Regions from separate parts of the Homo sapiens genome. Here region 2 is linked to region 1. Evidence: chromatin loops called from intact Hi-C (ENCODE). Cell type or tissue: psoas muscle. All regions are shown on one strand.

Region 1 (5,000 bases):
TCACCCAGACGCTCAGCTGTCCTGGAGTGGATGAAGCTGAGTGTTCAGCTAGAAAGTAATGTGTCCGATTCAGTACATCAACAAACCCGCTTTGTTCTGGGGCAAAAGAAGCAAATCTAATTGTGTTGATCATTTCCAGTGACTGTGAACATATAAGGGAACACTGACAATAAAAGCAGGGTGCTATGGGTGACGCTAGGGTGAGCCCTCATAAGGCCAGAGATATGTATATGCTGCCAGCAAACTTCACGGTTCACAGCCAAGTGAGGCTGGTCCATCTGCCTTGGAAGAAGATCAGATTTTTGTGGATTTAAAAAAAAAAAAAAGCTAAAAACATTCTTAAAGAGCATGTTTATGTTTTGTGTTGGTGTTTTGCACTGTTTTAAATTTCTCTGGTTGATGAATATTTGAAGCTGAAAGAGCAACTACCTCTGGAGAGGTAAACAGGTGCATGACAGGCCAAGCAGGGAGAGAACTCCGGAAATGGCAGAAGTGAGAGGTGAAGGGGGTGAGCAGCGGGGCTGGCCTTTTCTGGGTCCCACCTCTTCTGGTGTCTCCTGCGGGGCTGAAAAGGACGTTTCCTGCCCACCTAGCTTCCTTAGCCTACTGTTTTGTCCTCCTCCTTCTCCCCTAACCCTGACCACAAACGACAGCACCTATGATCGCATTTTGCCCCCTTTGCCATCCCGGCTACAGCCCTGGGCTGCCGGTGAGTTCAGAAGTGACTCTCCTAACTTCTTCAATATGTGACTTTTCTGAGTTTACCGTCTTTGGGAATATTTTTAGTGTCTCCTCCAGGGTGCCCTCCCTGCCCCATTGCAACCATCGTTTTTGTCTCTTTACATTCTTTTCCTCTAGAGAGTATGATGTCGTTGTCATCCCACCTGGGGTTTTTCATACTTCTGAGATTCGCTTCACTGGGGCAGGGGATGCGTGGGATGTGGCTGGCCACCCCCCTGTGGAGCCAGCTCTTCCTTTATCCTGCCACCCGGGCCTGGGCAAGAAAGGGTTTTTCTCTCTCCACCTCTAAAGCAAAGCCCCATAGCAAACTAAGGGCTAGGCTGAGCTGGAAATTCCCCTCACCCTTTTTGGCACTGCATTTCCTCACTACCCACGCAGAAAGCAGGTTCCCGGGAACATTCAGTGACATGGGGAAATGAGGGCCCCGCAATTTGTCAAAGGGAAAGCCACAATAATACTAATCTCTTAAAGTACTTGGCTTTCTTGCCTAACCCCTTACGTGGTCCTCTGCAATTAGATTCTCTGGTAAATACTCTCCATACTTCTTGGCTCTCATGACTATCACAGGCAAAGGACAAGGGCAAAAGTCTTAGATGATAGGGTAACTGGGGTAATTGCCCCCCCCCCCCAAAAGGGGAATCCTAGCCATTTCCTGCCAGAATGAGCAGTTGGCATCAATATCGTCAAACCACCCCTTCTCTGCTCCAAAGATCTAATGACAGCAAGAGGGATATAGACGGGAGGAGAAGGCGTCCTCCCTCTCCCAGACTCCCTGCCCACCACCCTCCCCAGAGAAGCTCCACAAGGTGAGACACACTGTCCTATAGGCCCATGTAACAGAAAGCCATCAAAAAGACCGTAGAGAAAAGCCGTTTTCCATAGAGCCTTCTGCTCAGGGGCCCACAGTTTCCCTAACCACACCCGCTTTTCCTGACTTCCCGAGCTCTGCACCATGAAGGCAGGAAAGGTACCGGGGCATTGCTGGCACACCCCAGCCTCCAGGCTCCCTTTGGCAGGTTTATCTGCATTGTACGGTCAGGGTCAAGGGGTGAGAGAGGGTCGGGCACGAGGAGAGGCTGTCCTTCCTCCCCTAAAAGCATCCCCCACTCCCATCTCTCCCCACCTCCAGCGGCCAGGATGCACCGGGCCGGCGGGCAGGCGGGCGAGCTCGCGGGGCCGCTTCTGCGTGTGCACCTGGCCGCCGCCCGGGAGCCTGCCACGGGCCGGGAATGGCCGCTGCTCCGCCCTCTGAGAGGTGCTCCAGGCTCCCTGGGGACGGAGGTTTACACGTCCCCGTGCCGCGCTCCCAGATCTGGGCGGTGCGCGTGTCCCTTGGGCAGGCTCAGCTCCCGGACTCCTCCCGCTGGCAGCCTGCTCGTTCCTGGCGCAAAGGAGAGGGAGGGAGTGTCGCTGTCCCAGCTGAGGCCCTGCCTGTTCCCATCGCCCTTGCTAGTCACCAGAAGCTCCTCTCCCCTCAATGAGTTCACTTTCTCAAAAGACAGCCTTCAGCACCCTGGTTTCCTAGAAGGCTTCCCCCTAATCCAGAGTCTGGGGGGAGGGGGAGATTTTCAGAATGCCATTTCAAAGCAATCAAATGCAAAGCTAGAAAAGACGACCCCCCCCCCCCACGCACACCTTGTTTTAATGCTTTATGTTCGAAATGTAAGTAGCATATAAAATGTACTCGAAACTTAAAAACTTGCTCTAAGGGAATTAAGTACAAGGTAAATATATTTTATTCTTAATATTTTAAGGAATTTGATTTAGACATTTTTCCTTTCTAGGGACAGTTTGGATAATTTTCCGTGAAACTGGATGATCTTTGAATATTAAATGAAAGGAGACTAGAATAACAGTCTCTTGACTATTCATGAAGGAGCTTTAGCAGAAGCATTCTTTCTTGGTGTGCAAATCACGCCTGGCAGCCCCTGCCCACAGTACCCGAAGATGGCAGGCCTTGTTCCCTTCACCTAAATTCATAAACCTGGGTGTAGTGGCTTCTGATGCTGATTTGTTTCTCTTTTCAGTAAGTGTGGACCTTTGTGTACCAGAGAGAACATCATGGTGGCTTTCAAAGGGGTCTGGACTCAAGCTTTCTGGAAAGCAGTCACAGCGGAATTTCTGGCCATGCTTATTTTTGTTCTCCTCAGCCTGGGATCCACCATCAACTGGGGTGGAACAGAAAAGCCTTTACCGGTCGACATGGTTCTCATCTCCCTTTGCTTTGGACTCAGCATTGCAACCATGGTGCAGTGCTTTGGCCATATCAGCGGTGGCCACATCAACCCTGCAGTGACTGTGGCCATGGTGTGCACCAGGAAGATCAGCATCGCCAAGTCTGTCTTCTACATCGCAGCCCAGTGCCTGGGGGCCATCATTGGAGCAGGAATCCTCTATCTGGTCACACCTCCCAGTGTGGTGGGAGGCCTGGGAGTCACCATGGTAGCATCTTTAGCTATTTTCAAACTAGGACTCCAAGCTTCTTGCAAACTCTTTGCTAAATAATGCCTTGGTGGCATGAGGCACATCCCTAAAATAGCTAATTTACTCCTAGGGAATTTTTGATGATTCTTAATAGTGTGAAAACTGATTCTGGCAGTATTTAGGTATATCTGTAAGAAATCATTGTTTGCTCTTGAGTGCCTTAAAAATAACAAAATCTAGGTGGCCCGAAAATTGTGTTGGTTTTTTCCTCCCCTTCTCCCATTCCAATTACTATATTGACTTTATATTTAGCTTAATGCATTTTCCTTACAGTTATTTGTTCACTAGCAGAAAAAAACTATTTTCTTGTCATGTTCATAAGATGTACAATGATCTACATAAAGGGTTATGCTTAAAAAAATAGACATCCGATCCTAGTTTTGTTCTTAGCTGATTAGGAGTATCAATTGTTAACTCAGCACCAGGGCTGATTAAAAAAAAACACACATGGCTTAAATTTTAATTGAAATATATATTAATTAATTTAAACCTAATTAATGGATTTAATCATTGCCTTATAAAATCACAAGGCTCTCAAGAAATTCTTTTACGAGTTAAGTGCTGCAGTGGCACATTTTGCTTCCTTTGTAGAAAAGGACATTCAGCACAAACTCCTGTTTGGTCGTTGTAAGAGTAATCACAGTCATCTGTGATGACCCAAAATGAATATAAATTTATTCCTTCTTTTTGGGGGGTGAGAGAAGGAAATTCTCAGTTGAAGGTGGGGTAGAAGACTTACCTTTACTTTTTACACAGATAAAATGTGCCTTTCACAATGATATTAATACATTGTCATCGAAAATACTCTTGCTTCAATTCTGATGGAATATTTTTCTTTCTCTAGGTTCATGGAAATCTTACCGCTGGTCATGGTCTCCTGGTTGAGTTGATAATCACATTTCAATTGGTGTTTACTATCTTTGCCAGCTGTGATTCCAAACGGACTGATGTCACTGGCTCAATAGCTTTAGCAATTGGATTTTCTGTTGCAATTGGACATTTATTTGCAGTAAGTTTCCAAGTCCATTTAAATAATCAATCCCACCTCATTTATCCTCACTCTAGCTGGCCTGAAGATGTTGTGTTTTACAGCAGTAGCTCTTTAGTATCCAGCCATGACTGTCCATTTTAGGTTATAATTTTTCCAACTGCTCAATGAGAATGTTGATATAGCTGCTAATATCTTGAGGTTCCTCTAAGTGACAAATGACAGCAAATTGCAATGAATGATACTTGCTAGTAGCCCTGTTTCAGCAATGTCTGAAGTTGTTTTCTTGTTTCCTATAGATCAATTATACTGGTGCCAGCATGAATCCCGCCCGATCCTTTGGACCTGCAGTTATCATGGGAAATTGGGAAAACCATTGGGTAACCCTCATATTGATAGTTCCCATCTTCCTACAGTTGAGGACAATTACCTGTGGGGCTCTTTTATTTTTCATTATTTTGCCTACTACTTTCTCTTGCATTTCTCCAACCTTGACCCTCACTTTATTACATCTTTCATAAAGACTAGGGAAAGAATAGCACAGATCTGCTGTAAAAAGATAAGAGATGTAAAACATCTCTAACTGAAGGTTCTAGGCCTCCAATAATAGTCTTTTCCTTTTTTGAAGCACTATTTTAGACACTGTATCTAACAGATTGCAGCAGAATACACTGTATATAGAGGTTGCCTATGTGGAACAAGTTAAAGTCAGCATGGTGTAGTGAATATGGTGTTTAAATAATTGAAAGTAAAGTCTTCCCAGCTATAATGGAAAAAAATTGCAAAA
Region 2 (5,000 bases), 140 kb before region 1:
AGCATTGTCAACTATTCATATTTTAGTGAATCCACACTTCAGTGGGTTTCTCCACCATGGAGACTTTGATACCAGAGTGGGGATTGCGCCTGTTGAATGTGGAATTTTAGGAGCTTGAAGTAAGCTCCACGGAATGCCCACACACGCATATACACGCACACACACATGCACGTACACATGCTCACATACACACAAGGGGGACTGGAATACGGAAAGCATAATATGTGCTCTCTCCTGCTTTCATGCTGTGTTTGATATTGCCATGACAGGATCACCATCTCTGCCCATTCACCAGTGTCTAGTTTACCTGCACCAAGGCTGTTCAAATGACCCGGCTTTGCTGGCTTTGACTCAATCTATCTCAGGGAGATTGGACTTTTCTCTGCAGTTTTTATGTGACAGGTTGAACCGAAATAACATCTAAAAATTGCAGCAATCCCAGAAAGACTGAGAAGCAATCACATAAATCATTTGAATCTGGAATGGTGGAGGAGGCAAGCAAATGTAGTACAAAAAGAGCTGCAACTGCAGACGGGAAATGGGCTTTAGAAACAAACGATTGTTCCAGCTATCTAGGACACTATGAGGATAAACAACTAATGATCTCTGACATCTCAACCACACTTGAAATCAAGTGAATGGAAATTAAATAATTAAACAGGCCAAACAGCATTATAATAAAAATTTATATGGCAGGGAAAACTATTATAGATTCAGTTCATGACCCACACATTGCTGGAGGTTTTCAGAACAATCAAAGTACTTATTTGTATCAAGTTCATTGGAATTGGTGGACTTCTTTCTATGAATATAGCATACCCTCTCCACACCCAGTGTATAAATTTTAGAGAGCTCTGAAAATAGATTCATCATTGGGCACTTGATGCTGACCAAATAAATAAATAAATAAAATTAATAAAGCCTAGAGCAGTGGACCTCCTCTCTTAGGGCACAGACTGAGATCTATTTTTCTGATTACATCAGAGAGAAAATTCCAGTGGCATACCGATCGTTTTAACTTCATGCTAATCAGTTTTCCTTTTAACTAGCTCTGTAAAAAGGTGATGGAAGTAAGACTATGGTGGTACAGGGAGTGCAAGTGAGAAAAAACACAAATATTTGAAGCTAAAAATTCTGAATAAAGAATTAGAAGTGAGTCTCCTTATGCAGCTATGGGAATATAAATATAATAGACCTAGATTCTCATTCAAAATCAGTTACTAGCCCAGTAGTACCTAACTTTGTTTCCATCCCAGAAGTGGCTAAGAAATTCAACATGCTTACATCAATATTAGTGGCTCAGGGACTGCAAGGGCAGAACTGTTCAAATCTTAAGCTTCTCCTGCCCCTAGTGGAAGAAGAAGGTTCGTAGCTAGGAAGAGCTTCCCCCTCACCTCCAGCAGATGTTGATGCCTCCCCTGGAGACTTGCCCCTTCCCCCATGGAAACCAATTGATATAACCCCTCTGTGCCTCAGTTTCCTCATCAATAAAATGAGGAAAATATATTCCAGGATCTTTTAATGTGTAAAACAATATACAAAGAGAAGTTATAATATCTCCTATTTGCATGTTTAAATTCATAGACAATTTGCTAAATATGGTACACCAGAACTGGATTTGTTGAATGTTCTAGTTAAGCTCTTGAGTACTCAGGATCTAAAGAGAATCTAAAAATAGCATCGATTTGAAGTAAATATCATCCCCACTCTATTTAAAGGTCATTGTGACTCTGCTTCAAAGTATTAAGATCGGTTCCACCAAATTTTAAAGAGAGAAGAAAAGACCCAAGGTTGGCCTCTATAAATTATTGGGCTGAGCATTTTAATAACTATCATTTATTAAGTCCTAAATATATGCAGAGATGCTGCTAAAAGCTTGACATGTAATATCTCATTTAATCCCTACAATAATCTTTTTATTATTAGTAGTAGTATTCCCATTTTACAGACATAAAACTGAGGCTCAAAGAAATTACATAATATGCCCATATCACACGAGTCGCTAAATCAGTATTTAAGCCTTAACATTTATTCTTGCAGTGTCTATGTTTCATGCTAGAATTATAGGAATATCAGAAGTGATCAGGAGAAATCATAACTGGAAAAGTATAGCCTGTCATTCTTCATGTCTGTGCTGCTATTTTGTTGTTTCACAAACTGAATTAAAAGAAACGATGTCAGGAATCTGAGTCTTCATATAACTTAACAGAGGAGAAGGGAATGTGACTACTCACAGTCCAAATAGTTTATTTTGTTAATAGTGTAATTTGGAGAGGCCTGATTTTATTCTAAGGGACTGTGAATTTTTCCAATTATAAATTAATTCATAAAGAAAAACAGTAATTTATTATGGTGTCCTAGACCTGCTCAAGAAACCCTCCTTTCTGCCTAATTAAAATAAATTGATCGAAAGTTGGATTGTTTGTCCCTACGACAGCCACATTTGTACTACGAAAAGGGAAACCGTTAGAACAAAATTACTGTGAAAGAGATTTTGAAATTGGACCTTGTCACTAGGGGGCACTTAGGGATATAAAATCAGCATTGCCAAAAGTACTTTCTGAAATAAAACAATTAGTAGCATATGTCTTTCCAAGAGAGGGAAAAAATACATTTATCGACATAAGGATTCAGCACCTCTCTTGATGGATTATTGTTAGGTGCCAAATGGGTTAGAGAAAAAGGACCATTAAAAGTGGGCACAATTTTGAAGTGAGAAATCTTATCTTTTCTCTGCCTCTGCCTTTTACCACTGGAAGCACAAATGTGTTGTTAAGGAAAGAAATATAATAATAAAAAAAAAAAAGACAGAAAAGAAAAGCCTAGCAAAACGCCCCCGCCCTGCTTGATTCTTTTCATTGCTTTCTTGTGGCCTCTTTCTCTCTGGCCTTTTCCCTCCTTAATCCTCGCCTGAGGAAATTCTCCTTCCCTCTGTTGCTCGCAGTAATTTGCTCTTCCTTTTTACAAGCCTATCTTTCATTCTGTTCTTCCTCCCATTATGCCTGGTTGTGTTCTTCCACTTTACTGTTCTTCTCTGCTTTCATTAGGTGTGAGACTGAGTTCTGGTTTTGGTTTTTATCTCTGTTTTGTGAGTACTTTTTTTTTTTCCAGACACTCATATTCCTATTTCCATAAGAAATCAATAAAATGTGTTTCCAGGCTCTGTTTTACCTAAACGTGATGGTAATAGATAACATGTTATCTGAGGCTAGAGGAGAATAGTTTCTCACACTGATCAAGTAAATGGGGAGAAAAATTGGAGCAAATAACACATTCTTACATTACAGTCTTTTATAGGAAACAATCAAGCAGAAAAACATATTTCATGGTGTATATACAAGACTAAGCCCGTAGATTGAAAAGTGAAAAGTATAGCAAAAAAACTCCCAAAAGCTTGTTTTTGTCCATGTGATACCCAAAAACCAATTTAATTCATTTTCTTTTCCAAATCCACCATTTCTTTTGGCTGTCATGTGCAGGTGTTGTAAAGTACAAAAAAATCACCAAGTGCTATATGTGAGGAATATCAGATGTCTCAGCAACACCTTATAGGAGAAATGGAAGACCTTCAATTGCCCTACTCCTTAGTGTGAGGGGGAAAAAATCTTTCTATATTATACACCCTATCTGCGGAAATTACCCTGCAGTTATAATTAAGAAAATAATTGCAAGTACAATTTACCAGGTCCATGCCCATTATTTCATCCTGTAAATTGAAACAAAGAAAACTTCGCTGCACTTCACCCAGCGACCTAGTTTGTGAGCTTTGGGCTAACCTCCCATGAGTGGTAGATCTAGGTCTTCTTGAATAATGAAATGGTGGTCTGGGACTGGGAATCATGAATATGATTCCTTGTTCCCCTGACTCGCCATGTGGTCATGGGAAAGTCTACACATCATCAGTTTTTCTGGTAGGAAAATGATTAGGATAATTATTATGCAGATTACTCTAGAGCTTTGATTTCAATAAGCCACTCTTAGCACCTCACTCTGCCCTCAACCTTTAAATAAACTTTTCATTCACGCAAACAACAAATGTTATTTCCAATGCCAGTTTTCACACAATTATTATTTTAAAATTATTTTCAGGATACTGTTAACTTTTTTAAATTTATGTAGCGCTAGGTCAAATTATAAGATTTCTATCTAGTTAGCCAACCCATGTGGTTGAGTTACAATGTACAGATAAATTAATTTTAATTTCAGTTTTTTAACTTAGTAAAAGATTTTCATCTTTTCACATTTCTGCCATTAACATTTCCTCCCACTTGAAACTACTCTGCTGACCTAACTTCACAATTTATGTGTTTATTCACACAGTCATTACTTTAACATTGCATAATTTCTTAACATTTTTCCTAGGAAGATAGAATATTTGCTTTTCTGTGAACTGTAATCCACAGATGCTCCTCATCTTATTATAGGGTTACATTTCATTAAACTCATCATAAATTGAGGACATCATAAATTGAAAATGCATTTAATACACCTAACCTACCTAACATCATAGCTTAGCCTAGCCTACAAAACACTTACATTAGCCTACAGTTAGGCAAAATCATCTAACACAAAGCCTATTTCACAATTACGTGTTGAATATCTCATGTAATTTTTTGAATAATTTACTGAAGTGAAAAACAGAATGGTTACATGAGTACTCAAAAGTACAATTTCTGCTGAATGGATATAGCTTTTGCACCACTGTAAAACTGAAAAATCATAAGCTGATCCATCATAAGTCAAGGACATAGGTCTGTATTGCATTTCTATATTGCATTTACTTCCTGGTTTCTAGGAATATCAAGATGATCCATGTTGGCAAAGAGCTCAGTTTTTGTTGCAGGAGGCTACATAATGCAATAAAGGAAATAGCAAGGCTATTGTAGCCTTCCAAGTGAGCAATGAATTAAAAAAAAAAAAATTAAGGATGGTGCAGGCCTCCAGGTAGGATTCTGCAGTTTGTGCACTGCAGGGTGAATGGGGGCTGAAAGCTCACTTAC

Evidence for each region. Hi-C counts contacts between places; a loop is a spot of excess contacts. Peaks named below come from ENCODE experiments on the same cell type or tissue, not always from the same donor. Only the 100,000 strongest peaks of a DNase experiment are listed, where the experiment ranks them.
Region 2: it touches region 1 in a loop (2.4-fold over the local background); 2 of 110 quality-filtered maps call a loop at or near these places.

Annotation. Positions count from the first base shown.
Region 1 is chr18:26,860,365-26,865,364 of GRCh38, reverse strand. It overlaps AQP4 (aquaporin 4), which reads left to right. Exons shown (of 5, transcript NM_001650.7): 2 at 2,769-3,183; 3 at 4,070-4,234; 4 at 4,513-4,593. It overlaps AQP4-AS1 (AQP4 antisense RNA 1), which reads right to left and starts at 57. Exons shown (of 8, transcript NR_026908.1): 1 at 5-57. RefSeq lists an enhancer at 1,909-2,409. In psoas muscle, no CTCF peak of the experiment used is centred here; a DNase peak (open chromatin) is centred at 2,074; H3K4me3 peaks cover 2,275 bases; H3K27ac peaks cover 2,329 bases.
Region 2 is chr18:27,002,150-27,007,149 of GRCh38, reverse strand. All of the region lies in intron 4 of CHST9 (carbohydrate sulfotransferase 9), which reads left to right. Among named protein-coding and RNA genes, the nearest start is that of AQP4, 140 kb to the right of the region's middle. In psoas muscle, CTCF peaks have their summits at 1,360 and 2,489 (motif pointing right); no DNase peak of the experiment used is centred here.